Regions from separate parts of the Homo sapiens genome. Here regions 1, 2, 3, 4, 5 and 6 are each linked to region 7. A link is a contact called in ENCODE Hi-C or POLR2A ChIA-PET data. All regions are on one chromosome and are shown on one strand. The core of a region is the stretch at or near the end of the contact, and the rest is flanking DNA. Distances in the headings are between cores, read along the strand shown. Region 1 holds the start of ZNF613 (zinc finger protein 613). Region 2 holds the start of ZNF565 (zinc finger protein 565). Region 3 holds the start of ZNF790-AS1 (ZNF790 antisense RNA 1). Region 4 holds the start of ZNF529-AS1 (ZNF529 antisense RNA 1). Region 5 holds the start of ZNF850 (zinc finger protein 850). Region 6 holds the start of ZFP14 (ZFP14 zinc finger protein). Region 7 holds the start of ZNF227 (zinc finger protein 227).

The links. A loop is a pair of places that touch in the nucleus more often than their neighbours do. ChIA-PET counts read pairs that join two places held with the same protein, here RNA polymerase II (POLR2A). Pooled maps may share reads with other maps.
Region 1: a pooled map shows a loop between it and region 7 (5-fold over the local background). The contact joins the promoter of ZNF613 here to the promoter of ZNF227 in region 7. A Hi-C loop is called at or near these places in 4 of 50 pooled maps.
Region 2: a loop to region 7 is called in a pooled map, with 8 times the contacts of the local background. The contact joins the promoter of ZNF565 here to the promoter of ZNF227 in region 7. A Hi-C loop is called at or near these places in 5 of 50 pooled maps.
Region 3: a map of B cell shows a loop between it and region 7 (8-fold over the local background). The contact joins the promoter of ZNF790-AS1 here to the promoter of ZNF227 in region 7. A Hi-C loop is called at or near these places in 1 of 168 maps with a recorded cell type or tissue (B cell) and 1 of 50 pooled maps. POLR2A ChIA-PET finds 5 or more read pairs at or near these places in 1 of 52 experiments (activated B cell).
Region 4: a pooled map shows a loop between it and region 7 (10-fold over the local background). The contact joins the promoter of ZNF529-AS1 here to the promoter of ZNF227 in region 7. A Hi-C loop is called at or near these places in 6 of 50 pooled maps.
Region 5: a pooled map shows a loop between it and region 7 (8-fold over the local background). The contact joins the promoter of ZNF850 here to the promoter of ZNF227 in region 7. A Hi-C loop is called at or near these places in 6 of 50 pooled maps.
Region 6: a loop to region 7 is called in a pooled map, with 12 times the contacts of the local background. The contact joins the promoter of ZFP14 here to the promoter of ZNF227 in region 7. A Hi-C loop is called at or near these places in 6 of 50 pooled maps.

The regions. Positions count from the first base shown.
Region 1 is chr19:51,925,891-51,929,258 of GRCh38, forward strand. ZNF613 (zinc finger protein 613) reads left to right here and starts at 1,582. Exons shown (of 6, transcript NM_001031721.4): 1 at 1,582-1,650. RefSeq lists enhancers at 602-1,365, 1,221-1,520.
Region 2 is chr19:36,213,083-36,216,202 of GRCh38, forward strand. It overlaps ZNF565 (zinc finger protein 565), which reads right to left and starts at 1,583. Exons shown (of 5, transcript NM_152477.5): 1 at 1,540-1,583. It overlaps ZNF146 (zinc finger protein 146), which reads left to right and starts at 2,024. Exons shown (of 4, transcript NM_007145.3): 1 at 2,024-2,114. RefSeq lists enhancers at 1,538-1,967, 2,078-2,267.
Region 3 is chr19:36,795,597-36,799,073 of GRCh38, forward strand. ZNF790-AS1 (ZNF790 antisense RNA 1) reads left to right here and starts at 1,954. Exons shown (of 6, transcript NR_040027.1): 1 at 1,954-2,215. RefSeq lists silencers at 1,516-1,585, 1,596-1,755 and an enhancer at 2,176-2,245.
Region 4 is chr19:36,571,590-36,574,916 of GRCh38, forward strand. It overlaps ZNF529-AS1 (ZNF529 antisense RNA 1), which reads left to right and starts at 1,760. Exons shown (of 5, transcript NR_173348.1): 1 at 1,760-1,966; 2 at 3,232-3,311. It overlaps ZNF529 (zinc finger protein 529), which reads right to left and starts at 1,703. Exons shown (of 5, transcript NM_020951.5): 1 at 1,551-1,703; 2 at 744-803. The coding sequence starts at 757. RefSeq lists an enhancer at 1,760-1,849.
Region 5 is chr19:36,771,322-36,774,338 of GRCh38, forward strand. It overlaps ZNF850 (zinc finger protein 850), which reads right to left and starts at 1,486. Exons shown (of 5, transcript NM_001193552.2): 1 at 1,404-1,486. It overlaps LOC728485 (a long non-coding RNA gene), which reads left to right and starts at 1,832. Exons shown (of 2, transcript NR_164117.1): 1 at 1,832-2,188. RefSeq lists a silencer at 1,026-1,320 and enhancers at 1,307-1,446, 1,587-1,746.
Region 6 is chr19:36,377,627-36,380,777 of GRCh38, forward strand. ZFP14 (ZFP14 zinc finger protein) reads right to left here and starts at 1,575. Exons shown (of 5, transcript NM_020917.3): 1 at 1,537-1,575. RefSeq lists a silencer at 1,682-1,771.
Region 7 is chr19:44,210,436-44,213,786 of GRCh38, forward strand. ZNF227 (zinc finger protein 227) reads left to right here and starts at 2,097. Exons shown (of 6, transcript NM_182490.3): 1 at 2,097-2,150; 2 at 2,655-2,809.

The DNA of each region.
Region 1 (3,368 bases), core at 332-2,831, 7.7 Mb after region 7:
TGTTGAGATTTATCTATGTTGGTGCATGCATCTATGATTTGTTTTTTATTATTGTTCAGTAGTATTCCAGGGTATGATTACACTGCAATTTGCTTATACATTCATGTACTGATGGACACTTGGACTGTTTCCTGTTCAGGGTATTATGCATAAAGGTGCTAAGAACATTCTTGTGAGTCTTTGTGAGGACATATCATTTCATTACTGTTGTATAAGTATCTAGGAGTGGAATTCCTGAGTCATAAGATTCTTGCTTTTATTTTGCAATTCTCCTAAGGAGTCATATAGTTCTGTAAAGCTTTTCACTCTTCACAGATTTGATATTTTAAGTAACACGGTATGTTTCTGAAATGGAGTTTGCATTTTGGGGCATTTTCTATAGATGTATCATGAAGGACACGTGAAAACTCTGTTATAAATATAAACACTCCACTGCATGCAGGAATTTCCTTCTCATTCTTCCAATGGAATTGTCTTAATTTAGGTTGGATCAGAATTAGAATTTACGTTATGATGACTATGTAAATAATATTTATAGGTCAGTCAGGTAGTATCCTATGATTACTTTTCTTGCACAACTTTTTTTTTTCTTTTTTCTTTTTTTCCTCATGAAGGGGTTGCCAAGGCTGTGTAGTGCAGTGGCTATTGATAGGTGCGATCATAGCTCACTGCAGCCTGGAACTCCTGGGCTCAAGCGATCTTCCTGCCTTGGTCTCCCCAGTAGCTGGGACTACACGTGTGCGCCATCGCGCCCGGGCTTGCACAACTTTTCATTCTCCCAGAGTCGCCTTATTTATTCCTTCCAGAATTTTAGGCACTTGGTTCTCCGAAAGCCCCGACGTTAAGATTGACTCCACCTACAGCAGAGGGAAGGCCCTTCTTCTCTCTTAAGGAAAATTCCCGCCTCCCGCATTGGATTCCTTTTCCGGTTGGCTGGTGGCTGCTCTCTTTACCTGCACTGGGCGGTGACCGTGTCCCTCAAATGTAAATGAGGTTCCAGGGGTCGCTGTTTTTTCACTTTCCGTTGACGGGGTGAACAATATCCTCGTACCTCGATTGCCTCTCCACACCCTTTTGGTCCTCAAAAATCTTCCTCTTGTCCTCCACATGTAGCTAGATGCGTTTTCGCGGTATATGACTCAGGGTGCGATTGCTCTTTTTCCTCTGTGGAGAAAGCGTTTTCACTTGTACGGACACCTAAGTGTTAAGATGGCCGCGCCCATTGTGTCATTCCCGTCATTCTTTGTGCAAAGCGGATGACTTTTCTCCCCAGCCCGCTAAGGTGCACGTAGCCATACCATGTTTGTCTTGGCTAAGCTCGACCCTCTGAAAATAAATGAAACTTGGGCGCAGGATTTAGGTGCCAAAATATGGAGTTCTTCACCGTCCCGCGCTATCCCTGAATACTTGGGCAGAAAAGGTCCACTTTACCTTCCGTACGTGCAGGATTCAAAGATGGCTGCCTCCAGTATCCGTGACGAGAGGACGCGAACTTACTACCTCCCAGTCGTCCGTGCTCCGTACACCTGCAACTTCAGACCTTCCTCGGCCGCCGTAGGCCGGCTTGGAGGCTGGGGGAGGGCCCAGAAGTGGAATAATTCAGGAAAGTGCAGGTTCTGGGAAGTCTCGGTGGGTTCCCCGCAAAATCAGGTCTGTGTGTGGGTCTGTCTGTCAGGATGAGGGGAGGAGGGTGTCTGTGGGCGTCCGTTTAGTGCGGAGCCGTGGAGTTTGTGGGGGAAGCGGGAGCAAGTGGGAGTCGGGGTATTGGGGTTGGGGCGTCTCCGGAGTCAGCCCTGAGGGATCCCAGTGGTCGGTGGTCAGAGTCTGTCCAGAGCAACACTTGGAAGTCCGTGATCAGGGTTTGGTGCCTTTGCGGGTCACTCTGTAGGGCTCGGTGATTGAGGACTGGAGTGAGGAGTGGTTTTTGTCAAGGAAAACTGTGTCTGCTTCGGATTCGGGGTTTTATTTTTTATTTTTGAGACAGGGTCTCGCTCTGTCACACAGGCTTGAGTGCAGTGGCGCAATCGTGGCTCACTGCAGCCTCCATCTCCCGGGGCTCAGGTGATTTTCCCACCTCAGCTTTCCCGAGTAGCTGGGACTACAGGTGAGCGCCACCACGCTATCTATCTATCTATCTATCTATCTAATCTGTCTAATCTAATCTATCTATCTATCTATCTATCTATCTAATTTATCTATCTAATCTATCTGTTTATTGCAGAGACGGGGGTCTCACTATGTTGCCCAGGCTGGTCTCCAACTCCTGGCCTCAAACGATCCTCTCACCTTGGCCTCCCAAAGTGCTGGGATTACGGGCGTGAGCCTTCGCTCCAGGCTGTAATCAGGATTTAATATGCGACTCAGTGAGGAGGAGCCCGGGTTCATGTGAACCTAGGTGTGTGGTCCAGGTTTTTGGATTAATCTAAGGGGGTGTGACCATGTTAGGGAGGTCTAGATGTGACAGTCGTGGAGAAGCTTGTGAAGGCTGAAGCCTTGGCAGCCAGGGCATCCTGATTGGTGTGTGTGTTCAGGTCCAACGGTACATTCCCTCTCAGTCCCTTTTAAGTTTCTCTGCAAGGACTGGTTTACAAATCTCATTTGACTTCTCACATCTCTCCTTTCTCTCATCCTGGTAAATAGGAAAGCTTTGGGGAAGATCAAAGATTAATCAAATCTAAAATGGTAAGGTGGCCTGGCGCGGTGGCTCACGCCTATATTCCCAGCATTTGGGAGGCCAAAGTGGGCGAATTGCTCGAGCCTAGAAGTTGGAGATCAGCCTGAACAACATAGCCTGTCTCTCCAAAAAATACAAATATTAACTGGGTGTGGTAACACACGCCTGTAGTCTCAGCTACTCGGGAGGCTGAGGTGGGACGATCACGTGACCCCGGGAGTTCTAGGCTGCAGTGAACTATGATTGAGCACTGCACTCCAGCCTGGGCAACAGAGTGAGACCCTGCCTCAAAAAAAAAAAAAAAAGAAAAGAAAAGGAGAAAAGAAAAAGGAAAAAACAAAACGAAGAAAATGATAAGGTTTCTATTAAAGATTTTCGTTCTTCTTCCTCAGGTTTACTGTGTGAATGTGTGTATACACACACGTAAATATTTTCTTTCAGGTTCTGACACAAGTAAAACATCTCTCTTATCCCAAAATGTGTTCCCCAGTAATGACTTTTGATAAGATTTTTGTATATTTCAATTTCAGTTTTCTATGCTTGATTTTCACAATGCAGATAAGCTGCTGAAACATTGGTATAATTTGCCGTATTTAATTTTACATTATGAACGTTCTTATAGTAAACATATCATCCATGTTTTTGTTTAAAAATTTTTTTTTAAGATTTCTGTAATAGTATACCATCAAGAGGC
Region 2 (3,120 bases), core at 333-2,832, 8.0 Mb before region 7:
TGAGGTCACTCCTGTCCAGGGCCAGAATCTGTCCTAACTTCAAAGGTTCTGCATGGGTCAAGCACTAGAGTCACTGGCACACTTGGTGCTGCACATACAGTCAGTGTCACACAAACATAACCACACATCCACTCTTTTATTTTTTTGAGACAGGGTCTCGCTCTGTCACCTAGACTGGAATGCAGTGGTTCAAACACGGCTCACTGCAGCCTTGACCTCTCAAGCTCGAGATCCTCCCACCTCAGCTTCCCGGGTAGCTGGGACCACAGGTGTGGGCCACCACACTCAGATAATTTTTAATTTTTTGTTTGTTTGTTTTTGAGACGAAGTCTCGCTCTTGTCCCCCAGGCTGGAGTGCGATGGCGCGATCTCGGCTCACTGCAACCTCTGCCTCCTGGGTTCAAGCGATTCTCCTGCCTCAGCCCCCTGAGCAGCTGGGATTACAGGCACCTGCCACCACGCCCAGCTAATTTTTGTATTTTTAGTAGAGACAGGGTTTTATCGTGTTGGCCAGGCTGGTCTAGAACTCCTGACCTCAGGTGATCCACCCGCCTCGGCCTCCCAAAGTGCTGGGATTACAGGTGTGAGCCACCGTGCCAGCCATTAATTTTTTTTTTTTTTTTTTGTACAGGCCAGGCTGGTCTCGAACTCCTGGGCTCAAGTGATCCTCCCACCTCGGCCTCCCAAAGGGCTGATGTGAGCCACCACACCCGGCCCTACATCCACTCCTGAGACACAGGACACAATCACAGACACCTCTATACCTTTCCAGTCACAATATCTTTCCAGTCACAATCACACACCCGCTAAGACACACCCAGTCACACAATCTACTCTCCACTGTGATACAGTTACTCCCGTATAGTCACAAGCCCCACACACCAACACCCACAAATGCCTCATATAGTCACAGTCACACACCCACTCAGGGGACACACGCCATCACTGGTACTTTACGGCACCCAGTCACAACTGAACTTTCACTGTGGACATACACACAGTCACACTCACACAAGCAACCCACACAAGCAGTGGCACCCCACTCCCGCATACACAGCACCACACACATACACACAAACACACACACCAAGGGATACAGGAATACACAAGCGGCGTCACCACACAGTCACAGGCACAGGCAATTGCACACGGCCACAGTGTCACACAACCAAAACCACGCACACACCTTGGAGACATGAATCACAACCGCACACCCGCAGTGGTCACACAGTCACAACTGTACTCACACCCCAGGAACAGGGCGAACAGGCCACATATACAACGGGGACACACGCAGTATCACCCCCGGTCACAAGGACCCTGCACCCCGATACTCTCTATCACACATGGTTACACAAAAACCACCAGACACCCTGGAGACAGGCGGTTACACGTGCACAGTTGCAGACACCCACACCCAGCCACACAGCCACAAAGACACATTCAGAACGGCGCATCCGCAGCCAGCTCCCGCCTGCGCGCACAGATTCGAGGCTCCGGACACGCCCCGGCCCCGCCCAGGACTCCCAGACCCCTCACCTTCTGCCTCCCCTGGTCGCGTCCGGGTCCTTGCGGAGCTAACTAGCTCGCCACGACGTCAAGAACGACGTAACGTCAGGCCGCTGTGGGCTCTGGGAATTGTAGTCCAGAGCTAGATCGGCCACGGACAGAATGGCGTTCTCTTATCTCTGAGTCGGGGCCTGGCTCGTTTTGACATTTTTGCGCCCACGAGTCTTCGGAGAGGGCGTCGCCACTCCAGACCTTCCAGCAAGCTTGAAGTCATCTGACGCTAAAGGACTACTTACCTCAAGAGCTCCATCGTCACAGAAGGAGGCGGCCAAGTTCGCGGGGGGAGGGGAGGAGACAGAGAGTCGACCAGTAAAGCCTCAAGGGAAATGTAGTCCAAGGCCTGAGAAGCGACGTTGCTGGTAATAGAAGGTAATTCAGTACCAGCCTGGGCCTGGCCGCGGTGACCGAGGCGGGCCGCGTCGCGGAGACTTCTGGGAGTGCTTCCTCGCTCTCCGAGTGCGCAAGCGCAGCGCACCGAGTGGACATTTTGGTCTTTGTCCGCGGGTCAGTACGGCCCCTGGGTCCACGTGGCGCGAAAGTAGGAGGTGGGATCTGGGCGTCTCGGGTCGGTCGGACCGGGGAGGTTAAAGGGGAGGATTCCTGATCTTTAGGGGCGCGGCGCGAGGGCAGGGAGTGGGTGTAAGAGCTTCTGGCCTACGTGCGGGGCGGAGATGGGGGCCTCTGAGGCGGGTTTGAGCGAGTGTGACCGAGTTTGTCCTCAAAGTTTGACCTGATGTTTGGGATTGTTGAGTGAATGTGAAACTGGGTGCGGGATTGTGTGTGATTGTGCCTAAGAGGGAGATGTAGGAGACCAGCATTGAGGTATAACGTTTGAGCTGCACTTCCCTTGTCGAAAGTGCTGATAATTATAACGGTGCCATCTTCCTGGAGCGTCTTTTTTACTTGAAAATTGAAGGGGTGGAAAAGCTAAGTGGTGAATAATTTTAAAACGAGTTTTTATATAAAAGCATTTCTTTTTAATTGGAGTGGCATGCAAATCACCGTGACTTTTTTTTTTAATTAAACGAGAGTGTTTCGAAGGAACTTTAGTTTCGGGGTGCCTACTTCAGACTATTCAAATCCCCATCTTTGGGGTACTTAAATAGGGCTGTTAAGCAAAGCCCTAGACTAAACAGCATTGTACGCTTTGAGAAGCAATCCCATATAACGGCGCCCAGGATGAGGGAGTCAACGGTTTTAGGTTAGGCACAGTTATCCTCATTTTTTGAAGAAAGCTTAATTGTTGCAGTGTTTATCTATGAGTCTGGACTAAATCCTAGGTGTCTTAATTCCTTAATGAGTCGAGGCGTTCTCAGGTTGTATGGATTTTGTGAAGTAATGGAGAATGCTACTGACGTCTCCAAAGATGCGTTTTCTAAGGAAATCACCCCGCCCCCGCTGTCGTCATTGACATAGTTTTAAATTACAAAAAGTTAAATAAAGTAATTGGGTACCAAGTTAATATCTATAAATAAATAGCCTTCTAATTTACAAATATCAGTTAGAATACATAGTTGAAGAAAACTAATATTTACAATAGCAGTAAAAAGA
Region 3 (3,477 bases), core at 704-3,203, 7.4 Mb before region 7:
GTTTCCTCTATCCATTTCCTTTTTACTTATTTATTTAAAGACGGAGTTTCCCTTACTGCAACCTCCGCCTCCCGGGTTCAAGTGATTCTCCTGCCTCAGCCTCCCAAATAGGTAGGATTACAGGCATGCGCCGCCATGCCCCGCTAATTTTTGTTTTTGTTTTTTTCTTTTTTTTTTTCTTTTGAGACGGAGTTTCACTCTTGTTGCCCAGGCTGGAGTGCAATGGCGCGCGCGATCTTGGCTCACCGCAACCTCCGTCTCCCGGGTTCAAGCGATTCTTCTGCCTCAGCCTCCCGAGTAGCTGGATTACAGGCATGCGCCACCACCCCGGCTAATTTTGTATTTTTAGTAGAGACGGGGTTTCTCCATGTTGGTCTGGCTCGTCTTGAACTCCTGACCTCAGATGATCCACCCGACTCGGCCTCCCAAAGTGCTGGGATTACAGGCGTGAGCCACCGCGCCCGGCCAATTTTTGTATTTTTAGTAGAGACGGGGTTTCACCACGTTGCCCAGGATAGTCTCGAACTCCTGAGCTCAGGCAATCCAGCCGCCTCGGCCGCCCAAAGTGCTGCGATTACAGGCGTGAGCCACCGCGCCCGGCCTATTTTATTTTATTTTAAGACGGAGTCTCACTCTGTCGCCCAGGCTGGAGCGCAGGGGCGGGATCTCGGCTCACTGCAACCTCCGCCTCTCCGGCTCACTGCAACCTCCGGCTCACTGCAACCTCCAACTCTCCAACTCTCCAACTCTCCAACTCTCCAACTCTCCAACTCTCCGGTTCACGCGATTCTTGTGCCTCCGCCTCCCGACTAGGTGGGATTACAGGCGCCCGCCAGCACGCCTGGCTAATTTTTGTATTTTTAGTACAGACGGGGGTTTCATCATGTTGGCGGCCGGACTGTTCTCTAACTCCTGACCTCAAGTAATCGGCCCGCCTCGGCCTCCCAAAGTGCTGGAACTACAGGCGTGAGCCACCGCGCCCGGCCCCATTTCCTTTATTTTATTTTACTATGTTCAGACGGAGTTTCGCTCTTGCTGTCCAAGCTGGAATGCAGTGGCGCGATCTCGGCTCACCGCAACCTCTACCTCCCAGGTTCAAGCGATTCTCCTGCATCAACCTCCGGAGTAGCTGGGATTACAGGCGCACGCCACCACGCCCGACTACATTTCCTTTATTTTATTTTTATACTTTACTAGCCTGTTTGTTGATCACAAGACTGGCGGTGCACAAGGTTGGGTCTCGGTGTTCACCGGGCGGTGGGCGTGGGCGAGGTGGGAGGGTCTCCAGCGCCTGGTGCTAATCTCCAAGAAAGTGCAGGAAACAGCACCAAACGTGATTGCAAAGTTTTGGTTTGGCGCGGCGGGTAGGCGTTCCAGCGCAGAAATGCGCAGGAAAGTTTCTGCTGTGCTTGTAGGAAGGTCGGCCACAAGCACTTCTTTTGTTTTTTGAAACCGAGTTTCGCTCTGTCGCCCAGGCAGGAGTGCAGTGGCGTGATATCCGCTCACTGCAAGCTCCGCCTCCCGGGTTCACGCCATTCTGCGGCCTCAGCTTCCCGAGTAGCTGGGACTATAGGCGCCCGCCACCACGTCTGGTTAATTTTTCGTATTTTTAGTAGAGACGGGGTTTCACCGTGTTAGCCAGGATGGTCTCGATCTTCTGACCTCGTGATCCGCCCGCCTCGGCCTCCCAAAGTGCTGGGATTACAGGCGTGAGCCGCCGCGCTCGGCCGGCCCCAAACACTTCTTATTGGCTAATCTGGAGCAAACCTGCATATCCATTGGCTGAAAGCTCCGTCTATTTTAGGGTGACTGAGAGCGTCTCTTCCTTCTGTGTTGCCTGGAAACGGACTGTTCGCCTAGTAACATCTGATCACGTTTCCCATTGGTCACCGTTTCCGGAAGCCCGCTCTCCCGTTTCCGGAATCCCCGCAGGCGCTGGGTCTGCAGATGGCGTCCAGGTACACAGTGGCGAGTGTGATTCCGCAGTCTTGGGCTGTTTGGCCAAGCGCCCGCCGGACATGGTACGCCGAAGGGTCATCGGCGTGGAGTCCTCGCTTTCAGCGTCCGCGGCTGGGAAATCGGCCATCGCTACGGCGGGAACTGGGACTCGGGCTGCGTCCCGGCCCTTCCACATCGGTCCACCGCACTCGTGGGCGCCCGCATTGGTGCTGACATAATTTCCTGACCTCTGACCCGTATTGTCTCGCGATTAAAGGTAAAAAACGGGGCTTTTTCATCCCACTGGGGTAAAACGCCCTTTTATTTCTAGCCAGGTGTTCTGTTGCAGAACGCCTCGAAGGGAGGGAGTGACCGGCAGGTTGAGGTTTATTAAATAAAATACATTCCTGGTTTATATTATGTTTATAATAAAGCACCCCACCCTTTAAAAAATCTCACGTTTTGCCAGTTGCATTATTTAGTGGACTGTCTCTGATAAGGACAGCCAGTTAAAATGGCATTTTGTTGTTGTTGCTAATTAAACCAATTTTTAGTTTTGGTGGTTTTCCTAACAGCAGCAACTTCTCAGGCTTTATAAAATCATATTTCTTGTGGGAAATTTCTGTGAAAGGCGCAGCGAGTTAGTTTGGAATTGTTTTAAAGGAAGTAAGTTCCTGGTTTTGATATCTTAGTAGTAGTATTTTCCCCAGTGTCTTTGAAATCTTATTTTTGGAGCACGTATGTAGAGTAACTTTTGTGAAAGAAACAACTTTTATTTTTTATTATTATTTTTTTTTGAGACGGAATTTCGCTCTCGTTGCCCAGGCTGGAGTGCAATGGTGCAATCTCTGCTCACTGCAACCTCCGCCTCCCGGGTTGAAGCGATTCTCCTGCCTCAGCCTCACGAGTAGCTGGGATTATAGGCATGTGCCACCACGTCCAGCTAATTTTGTATTTTTAGTAGAGATGGGGTTTCTTTATGTTGGTCAAGCTGGTCTCGAACTCCCGACCTGGGGTGATCTGCCCGCCTCGGCCTCCCAGAGTGCTGGGATTACAGGTGTGATCCACCGCACCTGGCTGATTTCATATATATATCTTCCTAAATCCTTTAAAAAGTTAGTGGATCTCTTACTTTTGTAGGATTTATTTCATAGTGTGAATGAGACACCTGTAGGCTCCAGGTCTCTGTCTTCATGAGGTGTGAAGATTCAGTGCTTTATAAAACAGTCCCCACATTCTTCAAAGGCCTTGTTCTTAATTCTCAGCACGCTTGTGCTTCTGACATTGTTACTAAAATTAAGCTAAGTTTTTCTGGTTATGTGAGAGCTGTGGAAATGTCCAGCGTTAGCCACTAATGTTTCTCCTTGATATTTCTCCGTATCTTAATACTGACTCTCAATCCATTACTCAGATGGGTGTCCTTTTCCTGGATGTCTGGAAACTAAGCCTGGCTATCCCTCTGACCTCCCTGCCGAGCTACCATTTTTTTCCTCTCTCTTTTCTTGTCTACACTTGAGTTGGTAACCTCAGCTCTTTCAT
Region 4 (3,327 bases), core at 510-3,009, 7.6 Mb before region 7:
ACTTGAACCTGGGAGGCAGAGGTTGCAGTGAACTGAGATCGCACCATTGCGCTCCAGCCTGGGCAATAACAGTGAAACTCTGTCTCAAAAAAAAAAAAAAAAGTGTCTAATGGAAATTTTTAAATTACCTAAGTGGCTTTATATTATATTTGCATTAGACTGTGCTGCTTTAGACTCAGACACCACTGTATCAGGCTGCCTCTCACAATCTACACCAATGTCACACTGCCAAATCTCAAAGAAGATTTGGTTGTCACCACTTAAATCCCCTCATGAATGTTCTGGAAAAACTCCCTGCCCTTGTTGACATAGCCTCTCTGCATAAAACTCCTATCATATTCCCACTCCTAAATGTCTCCAAAGCCAACTTTGTCACTTACTGATTAATACCTACCATCTCCTATCTTGCTTTGTTTGCAAATCAAGTCTGTAAATAAGATCAAAGGTATCTAGTGTGCCATTCTACTTAATCACTCGTCTCCTCCTTAACAAATTACATTCTAAAAAAAAGTTTTAACTTCTCCTCCAGGAGTTGTATTTCTATACCATAAAAATCCTTTGGAAAAAAAGAAGCACATGGGAGAATTGAATGATTTACCTAATGCATATGTGAATATTCAATGAAAGGGAAATGGGCATTTGGAAAGGCAATGGAGGACAAGGGGACCCATCTCTACGGTCCTGTTGTTAATTGGGAAGAGAAAACCAAGGGACCAGGTAAATGAACAAAAAAAAAAACTAACCTTGAGTTGGCCATTAGTACCAATGCTGTCTTCCACTTCAGGGGGCCTTCACTTGCAGAACTACATAACCAAGAGGGAGAAAGGACTCATGACATCCTGGACTGGTTAAATAAGAACACAGTGTTCACCACCAGAAAAGCCCATCACACACAACAAACACACCCAGATCGAAGAGGGAAACTAGAATACTGTCGACTCCTCCCCACATCCGAGAAAAAGGTACGACCAATGCCTAGCAGTTTCTAGGGAACACAGCTCAGGAAATACTGTAGTTCTTTAATGTATAAATGGCCTCCAAACTCATGCAAGGGGAGTTATCCCAGGAATGAATACTACACCTATGCCCTCCCCTTCACGTCTTCCCAGGAAACTTCATTTATCTATCTTATCTATCTATCTATCTATCTATCTATTATCTATCATTTATCTATCTTCTATATATCATCTATGTAATCTATCTATATGCGTGTGTGTGTGTGTATAAGACCTCACGAAGAGATTCCATCACAGACATCACAGAGTCGGAAAAATGACGCTTTACCCAAAACAAACTCCTACAGGCTCACGGAAAAAAACGAACAAACAAACAAACAAAAAAAAACAAAAAAACACTTCTACCCCGTTCACACTTATAGTTGGTCACAACAGTGCTGTCACACGATCACGTCACCGTAGACCAGGGTCACACGATAGACCCCGCCCCTACTCACCGTCCTGAGTCCGATCAAACAGCACCCACGGCACACACTAGGGTCTCCGTCTCTCACACACACACACCACAATGACGTCGTAAACAATAGCACTAACCACCATCGTCCGCAGCTCCCGCGTACAGAGGCCTCAGGCTCCCGGCTCCACGTGGACCGACCTCGCCCGGCAGCGCGGGGCCACCTCACCGCGAGCTCCTCCCGCAGCCCGGCCCGGGTCACCTCGACTCGCCAGGCTTAACTCAATAACCACAACACCGGAAAAGGAAGCAAAGGTCGAAGTTCATCCGCGGCCCTGAGGCCTGTGGGAAACGTAGTCCAACAACGAAAGAGCCCTGAAGCTCAAGCGGAGCCCGCTGGCCGCAGGGGCCGCACCACGCCCCAGACCCTGGAGTTTCCGGGTGCGCAGACCCTTGCCATCAGCAGAGGCTGCCGCTGCGCGTCCCCTAGGCGCGGAAGAGGCGGCTGGTGGTCCCTGACGGCAAGGTGAAGTCGAGGCAGTAATCGGGAACCCAGGTTGGGAGGACAGAATGGGGAACAGGAAGCTGGGGCGAGGGTGGTCTTGGGGGAGGTGGGGGGCCGCGGAATTCTAGGTGGCCCCTGCCTCACCTCTGGAAAGAACCGGAAGCCCGGGCCGGGGAGGGTGAAGGGAGTCGCGGACCCGGCTGCTCAGCCGAGGAGGAAACCCGGACCCCAGGCTGAGGGAGGCCGAAGAAGGAACTGGAGGGCCGGGCTGGGAAGGCCTGAAGCGGGTACAGCCTTTAGGCTGGGGAGGGTCGAGGGGAGAACTCGGAGCCTGAGTCGGGCGAGGTTTTGCTCCACTCTGGCTTCTAAGTGTGGGGGCCTCAGGATGTGACCCGTGGTCGTAAACCTGAGGGTGACTTGGAGTTTTTGTCCGTTTTGCACCATGAGAAAGGCCCCAGATGGAATCTGGCAGGTAGCGGCGGTTCAGTGTGTGTGTGTCTGCCTTAGGGCGTGTTTTACACTGTTGACGAAAAGACTCAGACTCTAAAGTATTTGAAGAGACTTATTCTGAGCTAAATATGAGTGACCAATGGCCGGTGGCCCAGCCCTCAGGAGATCTTGAGAACCTGTGCCCAGGGTGGACGGGATATATGTGGTTTTATACCTTTTAGGGAAACATGAGACACCAATCAAATACATGTAAAATGTACATTGATTCCCTCCGGAAAGGCGGGACAGCTGGAAGGTGGCTGGCCTTCCAGGTCATAGGTAGATTCAAAGATTATTTGATTGGCAATGGGTTGAAAGAGTTATTGACGTAAGACTTAGGAATGTCTCCAGGTAGCACGCTTCACAGAGAATAGATTGTAAATGTTTCTTTTCAGACTTGGGGTCTTTTCTATCAGTAATTCCAAAATGGAGGAGGGTATAATGAAGCATGTCCGACCCGCCCACCCCCGCCTTTCCATCATGGCTTTACTAGTTTTTCAGGTTAGGAATGCCCTGGCCAAGAGGAGGGGTCCATTCAAGATGGTCTGGGTGTGCTTAGGATTTTATTTTTGGTTTACAACACCAGCACCACCGGAGTTTGCTGGTGTCCTTTCCAGTCAGTTTCAAAGCAGAGACAGCCATAGTTCTGATTTGTGTCACTGTAACTGTCAGTTCCGGAATTCCATATTTCTCCTTTAGTTTACCCTAATGTGTGTGAGATTTCATGTGTAGTTCATTTTTCTTTTTCTGAACAGCACTCCATTGTGCAAATATACCACAATTTGTGTAGTCATTTTTCTGTTGTTGAACATTTGGCATATTTACAGGTTTTATACATTACGAATAAAGCTGGCACGTTTCCATTTCTCCTGGGCAAATATTTAGAAGAAAAGTTGCTGGGTAATTGGTAAGTTTACATTTAA
Region 5 (3,017 bases), core at 236-2,735, 7.4 Mb before region 7:
CAGCTTGGCCCTGGGACCTTAGCCCGGGACCAATCCCAGGCTGAAGTGAAAGTTTGGCCCAGGACCAATCAGGGGCTGAAGTGAAAGTTTGGCCCGGGACCAATCAGGGGCTGAAGTGAAAGTTTGGCCCGGGACCAATCAGGAGCTGAAGTGAAAGTTTGGCCCGGGACCAATTAGGGGCTGAAGTGAAAGTTTGGCCCGGGACCAATCAGGAGCTGAAGTGAAAGTTTGGGCCGGGACCAATCAGGAGCTGAAGTGAAAGTTTGGCCCGGGACCAATCAGGGGCTGAAGTGAAAGCTTGGCCCGGGACCAATGAGGGGGTGAAGTTATGATTCAAAGAGGCCGCGCTCACAGTCTAAAGCATGTCCAAAAAAGGAAAGTGGCCGCCGGAACCTGTTAGTCCAAGCTGCACCGTTTCGTAAGCCCCCACCATTTCACAGACCCTGGTCAGAGGGAAACATTCCACCCGGGTTTGGGCTGTGCGAAACATCCTTCCCAACCGCCTGACTTCCTTATCACATCCTGCTGGGCAAAAGCCCAAGAAACATCCTTATCAACTTTCTCCCAGGCAACAAGCCATACCGCCCAGACCCCTCCTGCCCAGGCCTGTAATTACCCCAGCCTGGAAGCGGCAGTGGGCTCTGGCATTTAGTTGGTCCCCGCCATAGAGCCGCCAACTCTCTCTCTTTCTTTAACCCTCGCCTTCCCTTCAAAATCTAACAGAGCCCACCGTGTACATGCCCACAAAAGAAGCGACTATTTCGTGGAAGCCCGCTGGTCACACAAAGGACAAAGGCGTTTCTATGTTGGGCCTCGGTCCCTTATCAGTGCAGCTGAGGAATGTCTTCAGGACAACCCCCCTGTGGAGTTTTCCTTATGTATGCCTGCAGCCTGATTTTTCAGGCTGTTTCTCTGTTTAAAGGACTTTTACCAAGGTCCCACCCTAACTGCCTAAAGAGTTTTTTCTCTCAAGGGGACACACAAAGTCCCAATCGCACACATGCCTCCGCATATCCACTTACCCACTGCCTCACAGCCAATCACACTCTCCTCTCTCACATACACCAAGGGGCCACACAAGTTGCACTTGCACAGCCACAGACCTGCAACTCACGCACACAAGGTACTGCACAGACACGCAAAGTCACACACCCACCCCGGGACACGCAGTCCAACCACACAGTCACCGGTTCTTCACATCCGCACGCACAACGAGGGTCGTCCAGGACACACACACCCACTCCGGGCGCGCACAGTCACAAGCGCCCACCTGATCACCCAGAGTCAGCACCACACAGCCACAGTCACAGACCACGGAGACCCACGGCAGCCATCGCGATCACACACGCAAACTCCTCTCCTCAGCCCTCCACACACAAAAGGACCGGAGCCGGATTCCTCACCCTCAGCATTCTCTGGTTCCGCTCGGGGCCAGCCTAGCCAAGTTCCTCAGGACTCCAAGGCGCGGCGGCAGCTAAATCGGCACAGCAAACGGTCCCGCCACCTGGCTAAGAGGAAGCCAAAATCTCGCGAGACGTGGCGTCGGCCTGCGGGATCCTCTGGGAAATGTAGTCCAGAGCCCGACTGCGGGCTTCCCTATGCCTCTCATTTCCAAGCCTGGCTTGTTTCCTTTTACCGCTCCTCTCCAACGAGGATCGCAGAGCCCTCATGCCGAGCGGCTCGCTATGGGGCCGGCTCGCCCGCTAGAGTGGTCAGGCCTGATTATCCCTGGCAGCTCTGTTATCTGGGGTAAGACACAGGAAAACGTGCTTCCGGTTCTCGGCGGAAGTAGCCCCGAACGGTAGAACCGATGGGAAATGTAGTCCAGGGCAGAAAAGCGGTCAACCCAGCCACGATGCGAGCCAAAGGATTCTTGGCTCCAAGCCTGGTCCTGGCTGTTAGTTTGGAACTCATGCACCCAGATGCTAACTCGCCCTCAGAATGCAGAGGGGATGAAACACTGACCGGACAATTCAATCTGTATATGGGTGAGTCCAGGGCTCAGTCTGCATTGCGCGGAAAATGAAGGTGAAGGTGGAGGTGGGACCTGATGGTCTCGTCCCGGATAGGGTTGAAGAAGTGGGAGAAAAGGAATCAAAATCGTGGATGGGATAAGATTGTGCGCGAATGCTCTCTGGGAGCGGATCGTGGCCGACGAGGGCCCGAAGATGCTGCCTTGTGATCGCAGGTGTGAGTGGAAGCTGTGTGAGTGTCAATGTGAGTTGCCTGTTTGGGAGACCAGCATTGTATTTTTGTATCAGGTAGTAACCTTGGAGCCAGGTATTTGTAAAATTATGATAAGAGGGCATCATTCTGGAGCATCGATTTTATTTGGAGGTTGACAGGAGAGGGAAAAAAACCCCTAATATCTGATAAACAACATAAATAGATTTTTATGTTAAAGTAGTTATATTTATTACGGTCTAGAATGCAAATCCAACATGGCTTTTAAAGCAAGAAAGATTTTTTTTATACAAAGTCAAAGGTATTATTTTTATACACTTACTACAAAACATACAAATAGTATACCAAGCCTAAGAATATAAAGAGTCTAGCTTTAATTAATTGAATGTAAATTTAAAAACAAGCATCTAATAAGTAGTCCTTTTCACACATCGAAAAGCCAATTTCGGAATTTTTTTAAAAACTCAAATTACAAAGTAACAAATATCTGGTGTCTTAGTAACTTGAAGATCAGTACTAATGATTAAGCCAGCTTATATGCTAATATGATACATGAAAAAGCCTGTATTTCACAAATAGCAAACCACTAAAACTTTAATTTTCCACAGAAGCCATTGTTTCACACCAATAATTATGTTAAAGATCAAGACAGGCTAAAAGTTTTTAATGAGCACTGAATCCATTAAAACTTGGCAAATTTTTCCACGAAGGTAGAATTTTAATTTCTGTTTAAACCATGGGTAGATGGTACACCCTTGTGAGGGTGTACTGTAAGTACTTCTAAGGAGCTTTATCAGACTTCATCCCAAATTATGTACCTAGTAAAAGATGTA
Region 6 (3,151 bases), core at 325-2,824, 7.8 Mb before region 7:
AAATGATTAGAAAGAGGCAGCTCATAAGAGAAACTAAATTACTGCCAAATGCTCATGTCAATACCTACTGGAGGCCGGGTGCGGTGGCTCATCCCTGTAGTTCTAGCTACTTGGCAGGCTGAAGCAGGAGAATCCTGCTTGAACCCGGGAGGCGGAGGTTTCAGTGAGCACATCGTGCCACTGCACTCCAGCCTGGGTAACAGACCCAGACTCCATCTCAAAAAATACAAAAAAAAACAAAACAAAACAAACCTACTGGAAAGGGGTAGGAATTGGAATCTACCTTCATCACCCCATCATTCACTGGGAAGGAAGGCCAAAGCACCAGGTCAGTGGACAGGACATTTCAGGGGTTAAAGTCTAACTAGCTGAAGATTAACTGGAACAAGCCCGCATAGTCTGACAAAATCATATCTATTGACTGGCAGAAAGGGAGAAAATTCCACAGGAAGGGTTGGAATAGAATGGACGAGAGAGACGAGAAAAGCTCTTTCGTAAACGGTTGAGTTCCAGCTGAAAGATTCTAAGGAGGATCTAATGACAGCTGCAATCTGGAATGGCTGCTGTTTCCGAGGTGAGATTAGGAGAGGCAGGGATTAATGAGATATTGAATGCAATCATGAGTGTAATCAAGAGGGTATCCCCAGTAATAAAATGAAAACAGCAAAGCAAGTCTAGAACATCACTGGTAAGAAAACTGTAATCTCTCAAAGAGGGAGTCATTATGCCATTTTACAACTACTGCACCACCTGGGGAGAAATCATGTTTTCTATTAATTTTGCAACTGGCTTTATCTGTCTCTTCCTTCCTAGCCTGATTAATGACAGAGCTGCTTCATTGTTCAGTCCGAGCTGATTTTCATTCCACAGAAGAGGAAAGCAAATGCCCCCACGCCCAGAAAAAATAAAAATTACACTTCATGGAACAAAACGGAAACACAAACTCATCTGGATGTTGACTTGTCTATATGCAACAGCAATCATTTCCTCCTCTCCCCGCTGCCTTCCTAAAGAACAGCAGGATTGGGAAAGGAGACGGGAATCTTGAGACCGCGGGCCTTTCCTGGAGCCGGCCTTGGCTGAGCAGGACACACCCCCGCTAGCGCACTTGCTCCCTCCGTCTACTGCGCGCAAAACCCGATGGAAATAACAGGGAGCCTGGAATAAAGCTGACCCTTTCCCGTATCAGAGCGAAAGGCCAGGTACACGAAGACGGGGCTGGGATCTGTCTCCGAGTTCCCCGCAGTTTCCATGGGAGGGAGCTCGGGTAAAGCTGTGCAATCTGCAGTTCTTCAGACTGCGTCTTTTTGTTTGGGGGCCTTCATTCACTCCGGGGTTCCTGTATCTAACTCGGAGCCATTCCGGGCCGCTGGACCTGGGCGGCTCTGAAGCGAGAAGGCAGAGGACGCAACAGGGCACCCGGCGCCCAGTCAGCGCCACAAACTCCACAGCTACTGCCTCCTGGCTCACACTGAGGTCTGCGCCGCCCCCGCGCCACCCCCGCGCCCATTGCCTCGGTGCAAGCGACCAACTCACCTCTCGGAGCCGACACCAGCAGCGAAGCCGGAAAGAACTGCGAGCGGAGGCCTGTGGGAAATGTAGTCCGCCGATGGGAGGGACTGGTTCCAGCCCCAACGGGCTGCGCGGAGTGCGCATGCGCGGGGGCCGGAGCCCCGGGTGCGCTCGGGGCGGGAAGGCCCTCCGCGCTGCGTGGGGCTGAGGCGAGCTCGGGCTTGCGTTTGCTTTTGTCGCTGAGGAAGACTTTTATTTGTTTATTTTCTTGAGACAGGGTCTTACTCTGTCGCCCAGGCTGGAGTGCAGTGGCGTGATTAGAGCTCACTGCAGCCGCGACCTCCCGGGCTCAAGCGACCCTCCCACCCGAGCCTCCAGAGTAGCTGGGACTGCAGGCGCGCGCCACCACGCCCAACTCATTTTTTAAGTTTTTATAGAGACCAGATCTCCCTATGTTACCCAAGCCGGTGTCGAACTCCTGGGCTTAAAAGATCCTCCCGCCTGAGCCTCCCAAAGTGCTGGGACTACAGGCGTGAGCCACCAGGCTCAGCCGCGGAGGATTTAGAAAGAAGTTTTGGCACCAGCAGATGCCTAATATGTGTACTAAACACCTACCAGTTACTCACTGCATACACCCAAGCAAGGTGTGGGCACACATCAGGCATGCAATGAAAATACTCTCAAAGCCCACCAGAACCTGGAGCAGGACGTAAACCTAGAAAGGTCGCTCGTGCTCACTGCCCTCTCCCTTTCTCCCACTCTGTCTCTGTCTCTGTGTGTGTGTGTGTGTGTGTGTGTGTGTGTGTGTGTGTGTGTGTCTCGTATCTCCTGCAGTTGTGAATGTATTGTTCTACTAAAAATACAAAAAATTAGCCGGGCGTGGTCGCGCGCGCCTGTAATCCCAGCTACTCAGGAGGCTGAGGCAGGAAAATCGCTTGAACCCGGGAAGCGGAGGTTGCATTGAGCTGAGATCCGCCATTGCACCCCAGCTTGGGCAACAAGAGCGAAACTCCGTTTCAAAAGAAAAAGACTAACTGGAGAGGTCTGTCTCCAATGAGACTGAATTTGTCCTGTCCTGCGTTCCTTCAGGAAAGAAATGGGATAAGCCCACCAGGGACCACCCTGAGGCATCTTCTGTATCCCAAATTCTTTGATATATTAGTTAATACATGAAAGAATTTGTTCTTTCCTTAAGAATATAAAACTTTAGAAGATATTTGAAAATGCCTCGGCAATCTGGTTTCATTTTGCAAACAATAGGATATGCATGAAATAGGAGATAAATGAAAAATCTGAGCTACTTTATAACTACTAAGAAGGTGGCCAGACGCGGTGGCTGACGCCTATAATCCCATCACTTTCGGGGGGCCGAGGCGGGTGGATCACCTGAGGTCAGGGGTTTGAGACCAGCCTGGCCAACATGGTGAAACCCCGTCTCTACTAAAAATACAAAAAAATTTAGCTGGGCATGGTGACGCACACCTGTAGTCCCAGCTACTCGGGAGGCTGAGGCAGAAGAATCGCTTGAACCAGGGAGACGGAGGTTGCAGTGAGCCAAGATCGTGCAGCTGCACTCCAGCCTGGGCGACAGAGCAAGACGCCGTATCAAAACAAAAACGAAAACAAAACAAAACAAAAA
Region 7 (3,351 bases), core at 847-3,346:
AGAAATGGAAGCACTAGTATTTTAATCTAGATAGCTTTATACTAAGGCTGTAATATTAGCTACTACACACTACTTTTATTAGTCTACAAGGCAAGAACCCACAGTAAGTCTTATTAGAGCAGGGAATATTTAAGCTATGGATGAAGACCGTCACCCAGGAGGGAAAAGAGTAGCAGGTTATGACAGAAGGAACACCAAATACAAAGAATTAGAGGCTTTTTGTAGGAGTACAAGTAATCCACTATGGCTGGACATGTAGAGTGGAAAGTGGATTCCAAGAGAGAAACAGCATCTGGAAAATTCCTGTTTGTGCGACTTGTTAAAGCATTTGAACCTTCTCTTAAGGGCACTGGATAGACATGCAGGTGAAAATAATCAAATTTCCATCTTAGGAGATATACTTAACCTCTCTCTGCCTCTGGATCCCAAAGAGTAAACTAGAGGACATTATTTGTTTTAAAAAAGTTGTGAAAATGGGCTAAGTGTGGTGGCTCATGCCTGTAATCCTAGCACTTTGGGAGGCCGGGGCGGGTGGATCACCTGAGGTCAGGAATTCAAGACTAGCCTGGCCAAGATGGCAAAACCCCGTCTCTACTAAAAATACAAAAATTAGCTGGGCGTGGTGGGGAGGGGGGTGCCTATAACCCCAGCGACTTGGGAGGCTGAGGCAGGAGACTTGCTTGAACCTTGTGTGAGGGCGGAGGTTGCAATGAGCCGAGGTCATGCCACTTCACTCCAGCCTGGGCAAAAGAGCCAAACTCTGTCTAACAACAACAACAACAACAACAACAACAAAACAGAACAAAAAAAAAAAGAAAAAAGTTGTGAAAATGTAGTGAGGGTCCCATAGTCTGAATAGTTTGAACTAGTTCCTGGCACATACTTGGTTCTTTATAAGAGATAGTTGTATATAACAGAATAAAGAATATATATTTAGTAAATGAGAACTGCAAACATGTACTGTAGTAGATATGTGGATATTTTTAGGTATTGCTCTCTTCTTTCAACCCTCAATTCTTGGAAACATCAATTCCATTATACATTTAAGCAAATAAAGATCAAGGTTTAAACACTGAAGTAATAAATTTGTTCATCTTTCAAATTCAGAAACTCCTTGAGGAATGATTACAGAGGCCCTAGTTGCTTTGTGGAGTTGATCTACCATATGCCAAAGCTTGTGTTTTCTATGTCTAGCTATCCTCAGTAAGCAAGTTGTTCTGAATTATATGACTGTGCTATTAAGAAAAGTGGAAATCCATAATATATTCTGCCTTCGTTGCATTTTTTGATTGCTCTTTCATTCTTTTAGTATCTAAAGAGTAGTTTTTCTATTAGTCGATCCTGTTAAATGTAAAAACTTAAAGGGTTTCCTCTGCCCTTTTTTTTTTTTTTTTTGGAAGTGGTGGGTATAATTCTATTAGTACAGGATCACGTGATCTGTTTCTTATAATAGTTTTTTTTTTCTTTTTTTTTTTTTTGAGACAGAGTCTCACTCTGTCGCCCAGGCTGGAGTGCAGTGGCACGATCTTGGCTCACTGCACCCTCCAGGGTTCAAGCGATTCTTATGCCTCAGCCTCCCAAGTAGCTGGGACTACAGGCGCGCGCCACCACGCCCGGCTAATTTTTATATTTTTAGTAGAGACGGGGCTTCATCATATTGGCCAAGCTGGTCTGGAACTCCTGACCTCGTGATCCGCCCGCCTCGGCCTCCCAAAGTGCTGGGAGTCTTTTTTTATTTTAGGGCTCCAATTCTTCACATATTTGCTGTTACTTTTTGTTAATAAGAAAAACCTAAATTCCACTGACATCAGAGAACTGCTTCAGCCTGGCTAAACAGCAATAAGCCGTGAAGAGGATTCTGGATGTTGTAGTCCGGGAGCTCCGAGAATTTTGTCACACTCTCCGTAACCCTCTCTCACTCGCTCGCTCCGTTTTTTTTTTTGTTTTTTTTTTTTTCAAGCGCGAAGAGGGCGGCACCTGGATGGTTTTTCCTTCTGGAAGTTCTGGGAAACGTATTCCAGAACTCTGTCCGGAAACAATTGGGCCGCAGGAGCGCGGGCCTTCTGGGAAGGGTAGTTCAGGAGCTCTGGGCAGGCAGAGCCACTTCCGCCCCGGAAAGCGAGGCCGCCACCATCTTTTGGGTCCGGGAGGTGAGTCAGCCCTGCACCCCCACGACCCCTCTTGAACCTTTTCAGCCTGTGCTTGGGAATAGGCGCTCCCCAGCCATCAGTCTTGGGATGGAGAGGTCGCGGCCGCGGCGGAGGCCGAGAGGCCGAGGGCGGGAAGTTTGCTCTCCTCCCGCACTTGGCAAGCAGCGCCGCTAGTTCTGTGGGTATAATAAACAGCGAGTTACCTATGATCCGCGCTCCTGTTTCCTCATCTTTAAAATAGCAATAAAGATAGTCGTTACTGTGTAGGGTTGTAATTAGAATTAAACAAGATAATACGGGTCAAACCTTAGAACAGTGGTGGCACCTGATACTGGGTTGGCTCCTGCTATTGATACAGTGATTCCCTCACAAGCGCCCTTTTTACTGGAAGCTCCAGTGAAGAGAGAAGAAAAGTCAGGGCTTTATGCCATGGCCTTTCTGTCGTATCCTTCAGGAGACCGAGCTCTTCCCGAACTTTTACAGATCTTTTTTTTTTTTAAGAAGGATTGAGTCATCGGGCTCCAATGCGTGGGGATGTTTACCGCCGTTTATCCGGGATAGAGACTCCATCGTGCTGACAGCATCCTTTTATTCACCGCCTCCGAATTTGCAAAGAGGAGGAAGGAGGGACTTCTTGGCTTCTCCCAGCATAGCCCCAGGTACCTGCTCTTGAACGCACTTTGTTGTTCCATTTTCTGTCCTTTCAGTTAATCAAGTTTCCGTCACTCAGTAAGTTACTACTGAAAAATGATGAAATATTTGTTGAATAAATGTGAGAGTGGGTAGGAAAACTACTTGGAAATGAGTATTACCAATAACATCTTACCACTTTGATTTTAAGGCATTCGTCTGTGGACCATAGCTATTGATGAAGTAGGTCTTGTTATTTTGTTATGAGGAAATTAGGCAGAGTTTATGTTATTAAATACTTTCCCGAAGTTATTCAACTGATAGTAAGAGGTGGATTTGGGATTGAACCCAAGCATTCCTTTTCAGACTGTGTGATCTTTTTTGTTTGTTTTTGTTTCTTTGGTTTTTGTTGTTGTTTATTTTCTATTCCTTTTTCTGAGTCTGTGGTCTTAATCTCAATGATACAGTCGTCTTCAGTTATCTTAAATAGTAATCCATATGGCTACCGGTGAGTCGTTGGAAATCAGCCTTGGGAATGTAGGTATGGATTTTACTGTGGAAGACCTCAAAA